2 separate regions of the Homo sapiens genome follow, and region 1 is linked to region 2. Evidence: chromatin loops called from intact Hi-C (ENCODE). Cell type or tissue: mammary epithelial cell. All regions are shown on one strand. Each heading gives the region's core, and the rest is flanking DNA. Links, peaks and the distances in the headings are about the cores only.

Region 1 (9,852 bases), core at 2,063-7,062, 210 kb after region 2:
AAATTGAATAATTGTTTCAACAAACACTTAAAGCATCCTCTGTTAAATGTAGCCAAGCTGTTAGGATTTCACTGCCAAAAGCAATTGTTTCCCTCATGCCCATACATTCCATCTGAGCAAAATGCTCCTGATTACCTGCTTCCACCTGCAAGTCCCAGGCTGTGAACACTAGGTATGGCTCCTGCCACAACAGGAAATACATAAGCACACTCAAGGCCTAAGCTGAGAGCCATATAGTCAAGTTATCAACCACTGCTGCTGGTGCCTAGCAGAAATTCATTCTCCACTCTATTTTTATTGCTCTTTCAGTTCTCTAAGATACCTGGTTCCTGACACTGGCTTTCTACCTTATAGCTCTGCTGCTGCCCAAAACAGGTTTCCTTCTTGCTTCAGTGCTTACTATTTGATTTGATGGTTGTCATTACCCTTATTATTTGAATATATATGTCCTGACTCTGGCTTTGATTGCTTGGTCCTGACTCACAGGCTTATTCCAAATCTCACCATCCGGACAAAGTACACATTGGCTCTAAATGGCCACTTCTTCCAGATACCCCAAGTCTGGTCCCTACTCTTCTCACCATCTTACATTCTCTGCTTTGCCTGATTGGAAGCAGAATTCAAGGCCAAGTAAAAAGAATGAACAAAGCAACTGAAGTGTGAAAGCTCTAGGATAATTTGGGGAATAGAGAGATCTAGAATATCTGAAGCATAGATAGAACTGTGTGATATACTGGTGATACATGTCTAAAACCATATACTGGGTTTAGAATGAAAGGGTATTACAATGTTTGGCTCATTCAATGCTAAACTATTATTTAAGGCAAGCAGGATGCTATTTCACTTCTCCCAACAGCAGCTCACGCTGTTCCTTCTATTTTGGAAACCTCCTTTTCTGCTTAACTGACTCTTACATGTTTAGCTAAGGGGTCATGAACTCCGGAAAGCCTATATGAACTTCCTGTCTGTTTCCTCCCACTCAGTGCTATAAGAGAAACTACAACTTTTGAAAATCAAAGAGGAGGGAAATGAAACACAGATCCATAATAAGAATTTTTAATAAATTGCTAATGAAGATTTTACAACAATTACCTTGGAAATAATATATAAGATTAATTAGATCAGGAGTGACTAGAACAGGGATTCTCAACCTTTTTTGTGTCTTTGACACCTTTGCAAGATGAAAGCTATACAACTGCTCAACAGCAAAACACATACATACATACAGAAATACTAAATCTTGCAAACTATTTTAAGGGATTTGAAGAATCCCTGAATCCCATCAATAGATTATTTTATGGAAACTGGGTTAAGAATCCCCAGACTATGGACAATGAAATCAGTTGATGTTATTGCATATACTTCAGGTAAAGGGATTACAGACTAGTGTAGTGGCAGTGGACTGAAGCAGTGGCAGCAAATAAAAGTTCAGAAGTGAAAGGAAATTATGGAATTGCATATATATATATTAATGAGTACCTGGTTTCATGTTTGGCACTGTACTAAGAACACAATCCTAAGTCTCATAACTCTAATAGGGTAGGCATTACTATCTTCTGAAGCACTGTCACAAAGCCCAGAGGCGTTATTTACCAAGATTCAAGATCTGACCACAAAGCCTGTTTAATCTCTATGTCATATACTTTTCTAACTCAGCAGCATCCCCCTAAAAGAAACCAACATTTACTGATTGCACACTGTGTGCCACATATGAAGTAGGGGTCTTTGCATATCATTACTTTTACCTCCACAGTAAACAAAATTTTACTTACATAAGAAAGATAAGAACTTAGTTAAAAACTTTTTATACTTACCCTGACAACATACTGGTAAATTATCACAAGACTGACAGCCATGGAAACGTTGGCAAGGAATGAAAGTACAAATAGATTCTTTAGTTCACGAATGAAGACCAAAAGAATTATAAATGGAAGAAAGCAAAGCATATATATCCTTAGGTCAACACTTCTTCTCTCACAAGGGTTTGATGAATTGGTACTATTTGAAATAAACACTTTACTCTCCAGGAATCCTTCATGAACCTACATAGGATTACCAGGAGAATAAAGAAGGGGGAAAAACTTCCATCAACTTACAATCATAAAACACATGTACAAAGAAAATCACAACATATACACTCTACAATAAATTCCTATGATATATTTTAAAATATTTACATTTACATTTTTTCAAGATACTCTGGTTTCCTAGAAACATATGTATCAAATATAAGGATAACTGACGTAAGATAATCTTGAAAGGTAATTTCTTTTATCATACTGTAAATATAAAGTTCATTAGAAAATTATAATGATAGATTTGCTAATGTATTCTGAAGCTTTGTGACTATCATGCTCATGATACCTCCAAAGGCTCAAGTATCTCTTTTTGAGATCATCAAATTTGGAACCATGCTTGTACCTAGGATGGCCACTGAGTATTCTCCTCTAGCTTATTTTCTTCAGATAGGAAACAAGCTCCAATTATCTCTTAGAAATATAGTCAGAGCAAAATTTTAAAATTATAGCCTAACCTTAAAACTCTTATAAAGCAATTATTTATAAATTATCATCACTATCAATAAATATTTATTAAAAATCCACTACATTCATGCATGGCCATATGGTAGACAGTACATAAATTTTTGCTAGAGCAAAAACCTTCACAAGATAAATCAACCTTATATTAAAACTTATTCAGCCATTCCTATAACCCAATTTTCAGATTTCAAAACAAATATGATTTACAAATATGATTTACAGTCTCCATATATTAAAAACTATCTCTGATCCAATTAATCACATAACACTACTTACTAAAATAGAAATGAAATTATAGAGGACTTTAGAAACAGTCTTAAAAATTTATAGCAGATGCAGATAATACTATAACTAGAATACCAGTGAAAACTTATTTGCCCCAAAACAGTGTACCCTCCTTCAAACACATCAATATTGTCGAGTCTCTGGATACACACACTCTAAAAATTCTTAAGACCTTGTAATAATAATAGCTAGTGTTTTTTGAGTAATTTCTTTGTATCAGGTACTGAACTACATGCTTTATATACAACATCTCACTTAATCCTCAAAATGACTCTCTAAAGTAGATGGTAATATTAATCCCAATTTATAGTTGAGGAACCTGAGGCTTAGAGAAATATTTTTTTTAAATCTTGCGTAATATCAAGCCAGTAAGTGGTGGTTCTAGGATTCAAACCTAAGCCTGTGACTCTAGAATTAGCCTGACCAAAATACTGCAACCCAGAAAGGAGGGCCCTGCCCAAGCGGTCACCTGGCCTCCACTTTTACATATCTCTCTCTAAATGTAGTAATTAAGAGGCCAACAAATCAGAAGATTAAAACACATTTCTGAAATAACAATTTAAGTGTTTCTTCTACTTTAATCTTACATGTATAATCTACCATACACAATGTTTAGTGTCAGTATAAATGTACACATCATCTTAGACTGCAGAGAATATATCTATTAGATTTTTGCCCTATACAGGCAATTTATAACTCATACTGGACTAACAGACTCTCAAGTTGCACCATTTAAGAAATGCACAGCTCATGACTATGTTGTAACTGACCATCAAAACTTTACATTTTATTTTCTATAATTTGAAATAAAAACAAAATTGGGGATTTACATTCCTTGGTTTTTACAAACATATTTGATTGTTGATTTAACATTCTAGTAACTAAATTACTTAGAGCCAAATACTTCTTATGAAAGCAGTATCTCCAATAATTAGATTAGATAATGATCAAAGTAAAGCTCTAACAAGGATAACTGGCAAGAGAAAAGCAGTAATATAACCAATATTTTAAAGGGCTGTTTTAATTATTATTAGGTGCTTGGGAATTTAAAATTAATTCTATCACAAATATAGTATTTTAGCATTTTTGGCAGAAAAGTGGTTATAAAAATTCTGAGGATTAAAAAATAAAATAAAATAAAAATGTAGATACATACCTAGAGCAAGATTCAGGTAAACATTTGAGTCCTTTGGTGCCCTCTAGAGACAGAGATTGGCTATCTAATAGGACTTCCTACGATCTCACATGTTTACCAAAATGTAAAACACTGAAATAAACATTATAAAATAAAATTACTAAATTCAGTTGTTTCCATTTGAGCTCAAATTTACTAAAATCCACCACTTATTAACTTTTCAATGATTCTGTAATTTAACAATTAAAATTCCAACAGCAGATTATGTTCGTCAGTAAAGCCAAATGCAGAATTAAAGTTATAGTACCCTACATTTGTATCTTTTACATTTTACAAAGGCTTTCATAAACCTTTTGTCAGCTGAGCCTCACAATAAGTTTATGAGAAACAAGGGGATATTTTGTTACTATTCCCATTTTACAAATAAGGAAACTGATGCTAGACCAGGGATAAGGGGGGTTTGCCCAATGTGTGAGTTAAAACTGAGAAAGCAGAGATTTGAACTCCTATCTTCTGATTCTACAATCAATGATCTTTGATATTGCTACATTTTTTATTTGTAATACTGTATTCCTTCCCATTCTCCATGCCTACATACCACTATTTTATCTGCATGAGATTTTCTAGAGTATCTTAGAGTAAGAACAGAGAGGAACAACTGTAACCACTATGGACTAGACTTATCAGAAGCACTAGGATTCTTTATCCCCTACTGATTGTACATAAAGACTTAATGGGACCAAGAATAGTCATGTGGCAGTTACATAGCAGGTTTCTACATTTGTGTGGCAACTAAACCCTTAATTTTGGGGGTTAATAAGATACATTTCAATTTCATGTAGACTAAGGGGAGGGTAACAATCCTATGGTTTTTAACTATAACAGTAAATAGCAATTGGTAAGGTTTAATCAACTAGTGTGTCTACTATTGTATAATGCTATCAAATGTAAAAGAACACCTCTGTAGAGTGAAAATCTCTGATTGCATGCTGCTTCAGTGACCATCTCAACTACTTTCTCAAGCCTGACTGCCTTTTTTTTTTTCCATGTTACTCTTTATGATTCAAAAGGACTTTTACCTTTCTATCTACAGCAGGCATTCTCCTTACCTCCAGAGAATCACTTTTTCTACCTGATCTTCTTAGGACATGTGCAAAGTTAAACTTTTCCATTCAACCTCAGAAGCATCTGATAATATTTCATAGGAGAAAGTCACCAATTCTAAGCTTATAAGCATTTATTTTATCGACCTTATCTACTCTTTATGTCATACAAACACACTCACAACTAAAATCTGACAAGACAATGTCCCATGGGGTGATTAACAATTAACATATTGGAAGTGACAGAGATCTACGTTTCAACCTAATTCCATATGACTTAGGGCACACTACTCATGTTTTGTGAGACTGCGTTCTCATCCATAAAATGAGCATAGTACTTACTTTACAGAGTAGTTATAAACATTAAATAATGTATATCATGGTTTCTAAATATAAAATTATAAGGCATTATTAACATTATTCTTAAATTCAAATAGAGCTTGTAACTCCTTGAGAAGATAGGTATTCAAATAGATACAGTACTACCATGTTACACGACCCTAGAAAGGCATAATTTCCATCATATTATATATAAATAACTGGTAAGATGGTATGTCTTATCAGTTCTTGTTAATAAAAAGCCTCTTAATGGAGTTAGGAGTCCTAGGAATATGCAATTTGTAGAATTAAATATTTGTAAAATCAAAAGGACATCATCTATAACAAGTAATGCTAATGGAAGGACTGATGCTTTATTTTGATAAACAAAAGAATATAAACAGGACTCTAATTAACTCTAATTACTGTTACTCTTTTCTATGTCCTCTACATCTCCCATGGCTACTTGCTCTCGCTAAGACCTTTCACTCTATTCTGTAGTCACAGCACATATGAGGGAACACCTGTGTCTGATGGTTTACAGATTTTTCTGCCAGAAAATGTGTATAAGAACTTAATTATTTGCAAATATCTAGTAAAAGTTAGAAGAAATAGTTTAAAACTAGGATATTTTGAAAAAAATAATAAAATGAGGGTAGAAAGAAAAACTACAGGCTGGCTAAAACTGTCAGCAGTTACAACACTAATCTCTTGACACCATTCCCTTTTTTAAAAACATTTTATTATTTTATTTTTCCATAAATTATTGGGGTACAGGTGGTATTTAGTTACATGAGTAAGTTCTTTAGTGGTGATTTGTGAGATCCTGGTGCACCCATCAATGAAGCAGTATACACTGCACCATATTTGTTGTCTTTTATCCCTTGTCCCCTCCCACTCTTCCCCCCAAGTCCCCAAAGTCCACTGTATCATTCTTTTTTTTTTTTAATTATACTTTAAGTTTTAGGGTACATGTGCACATTGTGCAGCTTAGTTACATATTTATACATGTGCCATGCTGGTGCGCTGCACCCACTAACTCGTCATCTAGCATTAGGTATATCTCCCAATGCTATCCCTCCCCATCCCCCCACCCCACCACAGTCCCCAGAGTGTGATATTCCCCTTCCTGTGTCCATGTGATCTCATTGTTCAATTCCCACCTATGAGTGAGAATATGCGGTGTTTGGTTTTTTGTTCTTGCGATAGTTTACTGAGAATGATGATTTCCAATTTCATCCATGTCCCTACAAAGGACATGAACTCATCATTTTTTATGGCTGCATAGTATTCCATGGTGTATATGTGCCACATTTTCTTAATCCAGTCTATCATTGTTGGACATTTGGGTTGGTTCCAAGTCTTTGCTATTGTGAATAATGCTGCAATAAACATATGTGTGCATGTGTCTTTATAGCAGCATGATTTATAGTCCTTTGGGTATATACTCAGTAATGGGATGGCTGGGTCAAATGGTATTTCCAGTTCTAGATCCCTGAGGAATCGCCACACTGACTTCCACAATGGTTGAACTAGTTTACAGTCCCACCAACAGTGTAAAAGTGTTCCTATTTCTCCACATCCTCTCCAGCACCTGTTGTTTCCTGACTTTTTAATGATTGCCATTCTAACTGGTGTGAGATGGTATCTCATTGTGGTTTTGATTTGCATTTCTCTGATGGCCAGTGATGATGAGCATTTTTTCATGTGTTTTTTGGCTGCATAAATGTCTTCTTTTGAGAAGTGTCCGTTCATGTCCTTCGCCCACTTTTTGATGGGGTTGTTTGTTTTTTTCTTGTAAATTTGTTTGAGTTCATTGTAGATTCTGGATATCAGCCCTTTGTCAGATGAGTAGGTTGCGAAAATTTTCTCCCATTTTGTAGGTTGCCTGTTCACTCTGATGGTAGTTTCTTTTGCTGTGCAGAAGCTCTTTAGTTTAATTAGATCCCATTTGTCAATTTTGTCTTTTGTTGCCATTGCTTTTGGTGTTTTGGACATGAAGTCCTTGCACATGCCTATGTCCTGAACGGTAATGCCTAGGTTTTCTTCTAGGGTTTTTATGGTTTTAGGTCTAACGTTTGAATCTTTAATCCATCTTGAATTGATTTTTGTATAAGGTGTAAGGAAGGGATCCAGTTTCAGCTTTCTACATATGGCTAGCCAGTTTTCCCAGCACCATTTATTAAATAGGGAATCCTTTCCCCATTGCTTGTTTTTCTCAGGTTTGTCAAAGATCAGATAGTTGTAGGTATGCGGCATTATTTCTGAGGGCTCTGTTCTGTTCCATTGATCTATATCTCTGTTTTGGTACCAGTACCATGCTGTTTTGGTTACTGTAGCCTTGTAGTATAGTTTGAAGTCAGGTAGTGTGATGCCTCCAGCTTAGTTCTTTTGGCTTAGGATTGACTTGGCGATGCGGGCTCTTTTTTGGTTCCATATGAACTTTAAAGTAGTTTTTTCCAATTCTGTGAAGAAAGTCATTGGTAGCTTGATGGGGATGGCATTGAATCTGTAAATTACCTTGGGCAGTATAGCCATTTTCATGATATTGATTCTTCCTACCCATGAGCATGGAATGTTCTTCCATTTGTTTGTATCCTCTTTTATTTCATTGAGCAGTGGTTTGTAGTTCTCCTTGAAGAGGTCCTTCACATCCCTTGTAAGTTGGATTCCTAGGTATTTTATTCTCTTGGAAGCAATTGTGAATGGGAGTTCACTCATGATTTCGCTCTCTGTTTGTCTGTTGTTGGTGTATAAGAATGCTTGTGATTTTTGTACATTGATTTTGTATCCTGAGACTTTGCTGAAGTTGCTTATCAGCTTAAGGAGATTTTGGGCTGAGACAATGGGGTTTTCTCGATATACAGTCATGTCATCTGCAAACAGGGACAATTTGACTTCCTCTTTTCCTAATTGAATACCCTTTATTTCCTTCTCCTGCCTAATTGCCCTGGCCAGAACTTCCAACACTATGTTGAATAGGAGTGGTGAGAGAGGACATCCCTGTCTTGTGCCAGTTTTCAAAGGGAATGCTTCCAGTTTTTGCCCATTCAGTATGATGTTGGCTGTGGGTTTGTCATAGATAGCTCTTATTATTTTGAAATACGTCCCATCAATACCTAATTTATTGAGAGTTTTTAGCATGAAGGGTTGTTGAATTTTGTCAAAGGCTTTTTCTGCATCTATTGAGATAATCATGTGGTTTTTGTCTTTGGCTCTGTTTATATGCTGGATTACATTTATTGATTTGCATATATTGAACCAGCCTTGCATCCCAGGGTTGAAGCCCACTTGATCATGGTCGATAAGCTTTTTGATGTGCTGCTGGATTTGGTTTGCCAGTATTTTATGAGGATTTTTGCATCAATGTTCATCAAGGATATTGGTCTAAAATTCTCTTTTTTGGTTGTGTCTCTGCCCGGCTTTGGTATCGGAATGATGCTGGCCTCATAAAATGAGTTAGGGAGGATTCCCTCTTTTTCTATTGATTGGAATACTTTCAGAAGGAATGGTACCAGTTCCTCCTTGTACCTCTGGTAGAATTCGGCTGTGAATCCATCTGGTCCTGGACTCTTTTTGGTTGGTAAACTATTGATTATTGCTACAATTTCAGCTCCTGTTATTGGTCTATTCAGAGATTCAACTTCTTCCTGGTTTAGTCTTGGGAGAGTGTATGTGTCGAGGAATTTATCCATTTCTTCTAGATTTTCTAGTTTATTTGCGTAGAGGTGTTTGTAGTATTCTCTGATGGTAGTTTGTATTTCTGTGGGATCGGTGATGATATCCCCTTTATCATTTTTTATTGCGTCTATTTGATTCTTCTCTCTTTTTTTCTTTATTAGTCTTGCTAGCGGTCTATCAATTTTGTTGATCCTTTCAAAAAACCAGCTCCTGGATTCATTGATTTTTTGAAGGGTTTTTTGTGTCTCTATTTCCTTCAGTTCTGCTGTGATTTTAGTTATTTCTTGCCTTCTGCTAGCTTTTGAATGTGTTCGCTCTTGCTTTTCTAGTTCTTTTAATTGTGATGTTAGGGTGTCAATTTTGGATCTTTCCTGCTTTCTCTTGTGGGCATTTAGTGCTATACATTTCCCTCTACACACTGCTTTGAATGCGTCCCAGAGATTCTGGTATGTTGTGTCTTTGTTCTCGTTGGTTTCAAAGAACATCTTTATTTCTGCCTTCATTTCGTTATGTACCCAGTAGTCATTCAGGAGCAGGTTGTTCAGTTTCCATGTAGTTGAGCGGCTTTGAGTGAGATTCTTAATCCTGAGTTCTAGTTTGATTGCACTGTGGTCTGAGAGATAGTTTGTTATAATTTCTGTTCTTTTACATTTGCTGAGGAGAGCTTTACTTCCAACTATGTGGTCAATTTTGGAATAGGTGTGGTGTGGTGCTGAAAAAAATGTATATTCTGTTGATTTGGGGTGGAGAGTTCTGTAAATGTCTATTAGGTCCGCTTGGTGCAGAGCTG
Region 2 (9,852 bases), core at 2,657-7,656:
GAGAACAAATTATAATTTATCTTCTTTTATGCTGGCAACAGTTTCCTGTGTTCTGAAAACCTTCCCATGGGTATTTTACAGAAAAGCACCAGCAGCCAATAAAATGTTCCAGATTGAGCAATAAGCTTATAACATTGATAAAAGTAAATGAAATGCCTCTTGTCCATCTCTTCACTGTAGAGTCATGCAGGGCACAGCATGCTCACTTGCTTTACAGGTGTCAAATTGAAAGGAATAAGCTGAAGCAAATTTAATATAAGTAGAGAGCGTATTTGAGCCAAGCTTGAGGATTGCAGCTCAGGAACATAGATTCAAGTTGCTCTGAAATACACTTCAATCAGCAGCAGTTACATGTGGATAAGCTGTTAATTGTCTATACATTGTTCTTTGTATCACAAATTCCAAGAATATGAAGATAATGGGTAAGACAGCTAGTCAGGAACAAAATGAGTTGAAACAATTGTCCCCAGGTATATGTGCTGGGGGCATGACTGAAGTCCCATACTCATGCCTGTCTGCACCTGAAAAATTTTGCAAACCTCACATAGCTCAGATTTCTCTGAGCCATTTCTCTCTTCTCACAGGTCCTTCCTCCTCTCCCCATTTCCAACTTTTCCTCTGTCCTCCTCCCCTTCTTCGCCTGAAGAAGAGGGGAAGTATAATTCGTTATAAAACAGATAATGCTTAAAGATAGAAAGGAAATAGCAAAAAAAGACACTGCCATACTATGTTGTTTAAACTAAAAATTGATATAGTCCTTTAAGAGCACCAAATGGCTGTATGTATCAAAATTTAAATGTTTATATTCTTTGACCAACCCACCCCATGAGCAAAGTCCACTTCCAGGAATTATTTCTACAGAAATTACTAACATATATGTGTATTATACATAAAGATAGATGATCAACACAATGCTGTTTGAAATATTGCAAAATAGCAAAGAATATAAATACCATGGGGTGTTTATTATGGTACACTAATACTATGCAGCCTTCAAAAGAATTCAGTATATATATATATACTGGCATGGGAAGAAGTCTAAGACATTATAAGCCAGAAAACAAGCTTACTCACTCATTTTACTCACTGAACATAGAAGTCAATATTTATTGGTTTATGATATATCAAGCACTGGCACAGGTGCAAGGAATATAGCAGTGAACAATTCAGGCAAAATTCCTGCCCTTATTCTAGAATGCCCTGCATTCTAATTGAAGATTAATGTTTAAAGTATAAATCATTGAGGTTAAAAAGAACAATATACATATATATTTATAAATGTATAGGAAATGATTTGAATGATATAAGGATGAATCCAACTAGGAGTCCCTGTTTTTTCTGGGCTTTCAGTGAGAAGGAAGGATGCTCTTTGTGAGAGCAAAAGCATGAGCTCAGAGACAGGGACATGGGGGTAGACGGGCACAGCCTGTGTGACCAGATCACAGGGAAATATGGTAAAAGTGTGGATCAGGCAGCTATGGACTGGTAGAAAGAGTATTGGATGATTAGCTTTCTCTTTATATACGGGTGACCCGTGAATAATATGGGAGTCGGGTACTGACCCCTATACAGTTGAAAATGTGTGTGTAACTTTTGACTTTTCAAAAATTTAATGACTAGTAGCCTACTGTTGACTGGAAGCCTCGCTGATACCAAAAACAGCTGATGAACACATATGTTGTATGCTATATGTATTACATGCTATATTCTTACAATAAAGTGAGCTAGAGAAAATAAAATGTTATTAAGAAAATCATAAAGAAGAGAAGCTGGGGGCACTGGCTCACGTCTCTAATTGCAGCACTTTGGGAAACCAAGGTGGGAGGATCACTTAAAGCCAGGAGTTAGAGACCAGCCTGGGCAACACAGGGAGACCCCATATCTACCAAAGAGAGAAAATATATTTACTATTCATTAAGTGGATATGGATCATCATAAAGGTCTTCATCCTCATTGCCTTCAGCTTGAGTAGCTGAGGAGGAGGAGGAAGAGGAGCAGTTGGTCTTGCCGTCTCAGGAGTGGCAGAGGCAGAAAGGAGTGGAGGTGGAGGGAGAGACAGGAGAGGCAGACACACTCACCATAACTTTTATTGAAAAAATCCACATATAAGTGGACCTGTGCAGTTCAAACCTGTGTTGCTCAAAGATCCATTGTACAAATACTATGTTATCATTGAAAAGATCCAATAATCCACAAAGAACTCTACAACCTCACAGCCCCATCTTATGTTAGGGTGGCATGTGCTCCAAATGTCTTGAAGAATAATGAATCTTTGGGGCCCCGAACTTAGATGCTTCCTGGAGCCAGGCGGGAATGATGCACAAGTGAATCAGCTTAGGCAGGGCTGCAGGCATAGGCCTTCCTCAGAGGGCAGCTGCCATGCCGCCCAGCCAATGGTGGCCATGCTGGGAGAGAGGCCATGGCTATCAGAGCTTCTGATGTTTAAAGAGGAGCCACATAGACTGTGGACATTTGTAAATGTTGCCTCAAAACTTTGTTTCATGCTATGTGGATCCAAAGATCACAGGTGCCAGCAGCACCTGGCCCACAGGCCTCCAGTTTGTGACCCATTAGTCTTTACTGCAGATAAAAAGAGCCCTGAGGGAATGAACACAGCAAGCTTTCCTACAGGCCTCCAGAAGTGGCTCCCGGCTGAGCGGTGCACACCCGACCACTGCTAAAATCTCTCCCTCCCAGTCTCCTGGCCCTGCCAGACCACCCGCAGGGAAGTATACTTTACCACCTACCCTGGCAGCTTTGCTGAAAGAAACAGCCCTCCTGGGAGTCAAGTGAATTCTCAAGTGAAATTCTCTACCTCATAGTTTTTAAATAATACAGAAGAATCCAGAAAAGATGCGAATAATCTAATTCACTCTGTTTGCTCCCACCCCACCCACCTCCAACCAAGTCCCTTTCCCTTTCATTAACTCCTCATTCTTAAAAATATATTTTTAATTGATATATAATAGTTGTACATATTTTGGGGGATACACATGATATTTTAATACCGGTATACAATGTGTAATGATTAAATCAGAGTAATTGGGATATCCGTCACCTCAAATAATTATCTTCTCCTTTTCATTTCCTTTTACTTTTTCTTCCTTTCTTATTTATTTATTTATTTTTTAGACAAGGTCTCACTATGTTGCCCAGGCTGAAGTGCAGTGACTATTCACAGGCGTGATCATGGTGCATTATAGCCTCAAACTCCTAATTTCAAGTGATCCTTCTGCCTCAGCCTCCAAAGTAAGAACTACAGGCACAGTCACTATGCCTGAAACATTTATCTTTTCTTTGTGTTGGGAACATTATAATTCTTCTCTTCTAGTTATTTTGAAATATACAATAAATTATTGTTAACCATCATTTCCTTATCAAATGCTAGAACTTATTCCTTCTATCTGACTGTACTTTTATACCCCTTAACCAGTTTCTTTTCATTCTTCCTTCTTTCTTTCCGGCCTCTGGTAATCACCATTCTACTCTCTACCTCCAGGAGTCCACACTTTTAGTTCCAACATATGAGTGAGAAAATGCAATATTTGTCTTTCTATGCTTGAATTACTTCACTTAACATGATGTCCTCCAGTTCCATCCATGTTGCTGCAAATGAAAGGATTTCATTCTTTTTTATGGCTGAAGAGGATTGTATCAAGCTGAAAAACTTATGTACAGCAAAGGAAACAATAAGTGAAGAGACAGCCTACAGAATGGAAGAAAATATTTGCAAACTCTTCATCTGGCAAGGGATTAATTACCAGAATTTACAAGGAGCTCAAACACCTCAATAGCAAAAACTCAAAAACAAGAACAAAACAAAATGAACAAAAACTGAAACAAGCCCAATTTTAAAATGGGCAAAAGATTTGAGTAGACATTTCTCAAAAGAAGACCTAGAAATGTCCAAGAAGTATATGAAACAATGCTCGACATTAGTAATCAGTGGTGTTGGGCATTGTTGAGCATCAGGGAAATGCAAATCAAAACCACAATGAGATATCATCTCACCCCAGTTAGAATGGCTATTATAAAAAAAGACCAAAAATAACAAATGTTAACATGGATATGGAGAAAGGGGAATGCTTATATACTGTTGGTGAGAATGTGAAGTAGTATAGCCACTATGGAAAACAGTATGGAAGTTCCTCAAAAAACTGCAAATAGAGCTACCATATGATGCAGCAATTTGATTGCTGGGTATCTATCTAAAAAAAAAGGAAATCAGTATATGGAAGAGAGATCTGCCCTCCTATATTGGTTGCAGCACTATTTACAATAGCCAAGATATGGAATCAACCTAAGTGTCCATCAACAGATGAATGAATAAAGAAAATTTGTATATAACTTCTTGTCTTAAGAGCACTGAATTCTGGCCTAAGCTCTATCACTTACCAGCTTTTTAATTTGGAGTTTTTGAGTTTCAGTTTCTTTGGCATAAAATGGGGAAATAAACCTCTGCCTCAAAGGGCCATAGAGATTATATCAAATGACATATGTGAGAGAGCTTTGCCATCTATAAGACATTATGAAATTATAAAATATGCCTATTACTCACATGGGGTCAGACTGAGGAACCAGTAAAAGTTTTCAAGCAGGTTTCAGCATGCTTTGGAAAGTCCCTGGTAGAATTTACAGTATGCTGTTGGGAGGAGAAGGCTGGCAGCAGAGAAAGCAGTCAGGGACTGTTGCAACAGTAGAGGTGAGAGGTGATAAAAGGCATTGATATTGGGGAGGGCTAGAGGTACCACTGTGAGAGAGGATGTGGAGAAGGGGGCAGCAGTTATGGCTCTGAAGGTGTAGTTCGAATGACCGGGATGATAACAAGGCCATTAACCAAAATGGGCAATTTAGCTATTTTATAATGTTTATGGAGTACTGATTATTCCTAGTAGCTGGTTTGGGGACTGGGAATAATCAGGCACTCAATGACCACTACACATTAAGTTCCCTGTTCTCATGGGGTTACATTCTGGAGGGGCATTGTGGATCTTTGCCTGCTGCTAAAATGAGATGTTTACAGTCCAATACAAGGATGAGTTGAGTCTGCATGATCTAAAATGTGTGTCAGAGCCTTGATATGTCTAGGATAGGCATCTGGAAATGTTGTAAGGATATTTTTCTTTCTTACTTTTTTATTATGAAAAATTTCAAACACATGCAAAAGTGGAACGATTAGTAAAATGAATGCCCACGCATGAATCACCCACCTTTAGTAATTACTAACTTATAGCCAATTCACCAACACGCCTACCCATTTTCATTCCCCATTGCCCTGCCCTGATTTATTCTGAAGCCGATCTCAGACATCATATCATTTTATCTATAAGTATTAAATATCTTAGCATGTATCTCTGAAAGATCAAGACTTTTTAGATACATAACCGCCATACCATTGGTCACACCTAAAAAATTAACAATACTTTTCTTTTTCTTTTCTTTTTTTTTTTTTTTGGTAGAGACCAGGTCTTGCTCTGTCACCCAGACTGGAATATAGTGGCTCAATCATAGCTCACTGCATTATCAAACTCCTGGGTTCAAGTGGTCCTCCTGCCTCAGCCTCCTGAGTAACTAAAATTACAGGTGTGCACCACCACCTGGCTATTTTTTTTATGTTTTTTTTGTAGAGATGGGGTCTTGCTATATTGCCCAGGCTGGTCTTGAACTCCTGTCCTCAAGTGATCCTCCCGTCAGCCTCCCAAAGTGCTGAGATTACAGGTGTGAGCCACCATGCCTGGCCAATAATAATTCTTTCATCTTTTTGTTGACCAAACCTAACTACTCTGAGGTTTCTGGTATTAATCTTTAAAGAGTTTAGGTATACAACTATAGCTTATAGGAATCCTCTCAACAAAGGAGAGGATCAACCCAGAACAATGTATCTGCAAGTATGTGTGCTGTTTGTACCTTGTTATAAGGGGGAACAAACAAAAAACAAGTAAAGAAATAAGTGAAGTAGATAAATGCAGTTAATACTAACTGCCAGAAGGAAAATGAAGCAGGGTGGCATGACAATGCTTAGGGTGGTGGGGGTATTATAATTCCTCTGGCCGTAACTTCATTTCTTAGGAAGGAGACAGTCAGGGCTGAGCAGGGAAGTGGATCATTTCAGAGAGGAGAGGCAACAGAAACAAAGATCCTGTTTCAGGAGGCCGGTGAGCTGGAATAAAGGGAGAAGACGGAACACTGGCAGAAGAGAAGGGCAGATCGTGCAGCCATGGGAAGGAGCCTGGAGTTTTTCTTCTAAGTGTGAAGGAAACCACTGGAGGATTCTGAGCAAAGGAGTTGTCTGGCTTATACTTTTAAAAAATATCCCTGTTGGCCTGGTGCAGTGGCTCACACCTGTAATCCCAGCACTTTGGGAGGCCGAGGGGCAGATCACCTGAGGTCAGGAGTTTGAGACCAGCCTGGCCAGCATAGTGGAACCCTGTCTCTACTAAAACTACAAAAATTAGCCTGGTGTGGTGGCGTTTACCTGTAATCCCAGCTACTCAGGAGGCTGAGGCAGGAAAATCGCTTGAACTTGGAAGGCGGAGGCTGCAGTGAGCAGAGGTTGCACCACTACACTCCAGACTGGGCAACAGAGCAAGACTCCATCAAAAAAAAAAAAAAAGCCCTGTGTTCTGCATGAAAAAGAGGTTGGAGGCAGGCAAGGCAGGAGGAAGGAGACTAATCAGAGGCTCTTGCAGTTGTCATCTTACACCCTATAGGAGAGTTGCAGCAAAATGGGAAGAAGTTGATGAATATGGGAATATTTAGAAGGAAATGAAAGAGCACCTGCAGGTTTGGGGATGGCTATGGTAAATTCATTTTTATAGCATAAGAATGAGGTACTGGTGGACTGGTTTGAGGTGTGGTGTGAGGCCATTTGACAGTGTCCACAAAAAAAGCTAGGTTGGTCCTGCTCTGTGAGCAGCATGCTGTACATTCAGGGGCCTGATCTGCAGCAGGCTGCCACTTCTGTGAGCCCACACCAATAGCACATGCCAGGCAATAATGCTGCAATGATGCCTATCCATGCCCCACTGTTTTCATAGAGGGGAGAGCCCTGCCTGCCAAGAAAAATATGCCATAGATACTGCCGGGGGGAAACAAATCCTCCTTGTGAGTGTTCAACTGGGGGAAATAAATCTTTTTAAAATTTTCTGTAGAGACAGGGTCTCCCTGTGTTGTCCAGGCTGGTCTCAAACTCCTAGCTTCAAGTGATACTTCTGTCTTGGCCTCCCAAAGACTTGGGATTTACAAGCGTGAGCCACTGTGCCCAGCTGGGAAATAAGTCTTCTTTATGAGTCTTCCAGATTTAGGATTAAATGGGCAGGACTTGAAGTGGGAAACCTGGAGGCAGATTTCGCCCCAGCTTCTTCCTTCCAAAGTCCCGATTCACTCAGAGTCTCCCTCGGTGCTGAGGAGGCAAGCAAGGAGAAAGAGCTGTGAGAGGGGACAGAGTGATGGAAGGTGATTCAGAGAGTTTTCACTCAGTGGGAAAACATTTTCATTCATTCAAAAAGCATTTTTAAGCACTTGGTGCATGTGTGGTACTACGGCAGGTGCTAATGAGATTAGAAAAGTCAAAAGAAGGTACAGCCCATCTTCAAACTGTTTTGGTCTAATTGAGGAAGAGAATATACATTAATTAGAGGCCAGGAGGGAGCCAACAATGGTAGAGAATAAAGGTGAAGTAGCCTATAGAAAGAGGCAGGTATAAATAAGAAATGAAGTTTCATCGACCCTAACTTTACCCCTTCATCTTAGCCTCAGAATTATCTTTCTCCAGGAAGCATCAGTTTTGCTGGGAAAGAAGCTATATAGTTGTTTTTTTTTGTTTGTTTGTTTTTTTTTTTTTTTTTGGACTAGTGACAATTTCCTTTTCTTTTTATTTTAATGTAAGTCCTGGGATACACGTGCAGCTATATAGTTTTAACTCCCACATTTTCTACAGCAAAACGTCTAGACAGATGGTGTGACAATGAATTCCCTTCTCCCTCATTCTTAAAATTATTTATATGAAAAGACTGACAAAGACATAAGAGTTAGATCACATTTGATTATCCAATTAGCCTATTGTGTGTTATTTTTTAACAATTTTTGTAGAGACAGGATTTCACCATGTTGCCCAGGCTGGTCTCAAATTCCTGGCCTCAAGTGATCTCCTGCCTCGGTCTCTCAAAATGCTGGGATTACAGGTGTGAGTCACTGTGCCTGGTCATCCAATTGTCTCCATTGAAAAAGGTGCTGTTAGGAATACTGGAAAATCTGCCGCAGATGTTCTCTATTCACTGTTCTCACAGAGCAGTGAATTCACTGCTCTGTCAATGCTGTTCCTTTTCCTGGACCTGATTGCCAAAACCTGACCTCTTCTCTTTGAGAAAGGAGACCCAAACTCAGTGATTTAATAGATTATAAATCAATTTGGGGCTACAGAACTGTGAATTATTCATTTCTAACACAGACTTGGCATATAACAAACTAGCTACTGAGAGTCTTCTGCCATGATTTATTGATAGAGCCCTGCTAAGATAGATAATTTTGAAATATTTCCCTTGTTTTCATGGTCACTGATGTTTCAAAAGATTTGGGACTAAGTAGGGCAAAAGGACACTGAGGTTTTCCAGGCATTGAGAAAGGGCTACTTTTCCCCAGGCCACAGCAAGGAAGAGGAAAGGAGAGGAGAGGCAAGCAGTAGAGCAAACAAACAGTGAAGCTTTCTGATTTTTTTTTTTTCCATTCATTCCAGTTCATCAGGAATTGTAGGATACCTGCCAAATATCCAGCAGCACCAGCACCATGGGAAGTACAAAAGAAGCACTCAGTAAAATGGGCTCTCGCATGCCAATGCGTACAGGGACCTGGCGGGTAAGACCAACGAACCAGTGGGTAGGAACAAGAAGCATGGAACACTCTAGGTCTCTTATTTACCTATGTTTAAAATATTTAAACTTTTCTATTTACTGTAAGGAAATAATGTAAGCATGATGATAGATAGCAATTGATTCTACTTCGTTATCAAGAACACAGTGGGGAGTGGTGGGTACTACGATGTCCTGCAGAACCAGGACCCCATCTAAGGTGGGTGGGACTGGCATCCTTTATTAGGTTCTGGCTATAGTCAGGATAGGCATACCAGATCTTCAATTTTTCAAGAGAAGCCAGACATCAATATTTTTATTTTTATGAGATCTTTATATTTCCAATTGTTGGCATCTAATGAAAATATTTAGACATTACCATAGCAGCCATAATTCTGTGGTCAAACAGAATTGGCATAATTCCCTGAAGAAATGGACACTGACCTTATGTAAGTTGCCATCTGCCTGAATGTATAAGACATACATACTAACTTGAGTACAAAATGAAAATATATCTGGCATGTACTTAATATATGTTCAACCTCTTCCTCTTTTTCCCATTATAAAACAGTATTTGTGTGATAGAAAACAAAAGTCAGCAATAGGCATTTCATATCTTTCCTACTTCTTTCTAAGAAGGGTCAATTTCCTTCCTCCAGTTGGGGAAGAAGAGAGACCAAGAAAATCAGCATCAAGCATTCGTTTTGCCAACAAGGTTGATGGGTAAGGAGGTCAGTAGAGGGCTACATTTCTCTACTCAAAGATGGACTCACAGACAAACAGTCTGGAGAGGAAGAGAAAGACTGGGGCAAAGGGGAGAAAAAGCAGAAGATAGAGATTCAGGGCAGGTGCTGATGGGCTAGGAACTTTAGGAAAAGAGAGAGGAAAGTTTAAAGGGGGGGTCCTTAAAATATTTTGCCATGTGATATATACATGACACTCTGCCCTGTATACCCAAGACATTTAAAATAAAATCCACAGTGCTCTTTAATGCATCCATAGTCAT

What was found. Peaks named below come from ENCODE experiments on the same cell type or tissue, not always from the same donor. Only the 100,000 strongest peaks of a DNase experiment are listed, where the experiment ranks them.
Region 1: a loop joins it to region 2, with 2.6 times the contacts of the local background. A loop is called at or near these places in 16 of 110 quality-filtered maps.

The regions. Positions count from the first base shown.
Region 1 is chr11:93,166,130-93,175,981 of GRCh38, forward strand. It overlaps SLC36A4 (solute carrier family 36 member 4), which reads right to left. Exons shown (of 11, transcript NM_152313.4): 7 at 1,815-2,042. Among named protein-coding and RNA genes, the nearest start is that of SLC36A4, 27 kb to the right of the region's middle. In mammary epithelial cell, for the core only: a CTCF peak has its summit at 4,034 (motif pointing left); no DNase peak of the experiment used is centred there.
Region 2 is chr11:92,951,491-92,961,342 of GRCh38, forward strand. No RefSeq gene overlaps it. Among named protein-coding and RNA genes, the nearest start is that of MTNR1B, 13 kb to the right of the region's middle. In mammary epithelial cell, for the core only: no CTCF peak of the experiment used is centred there; a DNase peak (open chromatin) is centred at 4,601; H3K27ac peaks cover 572 bases.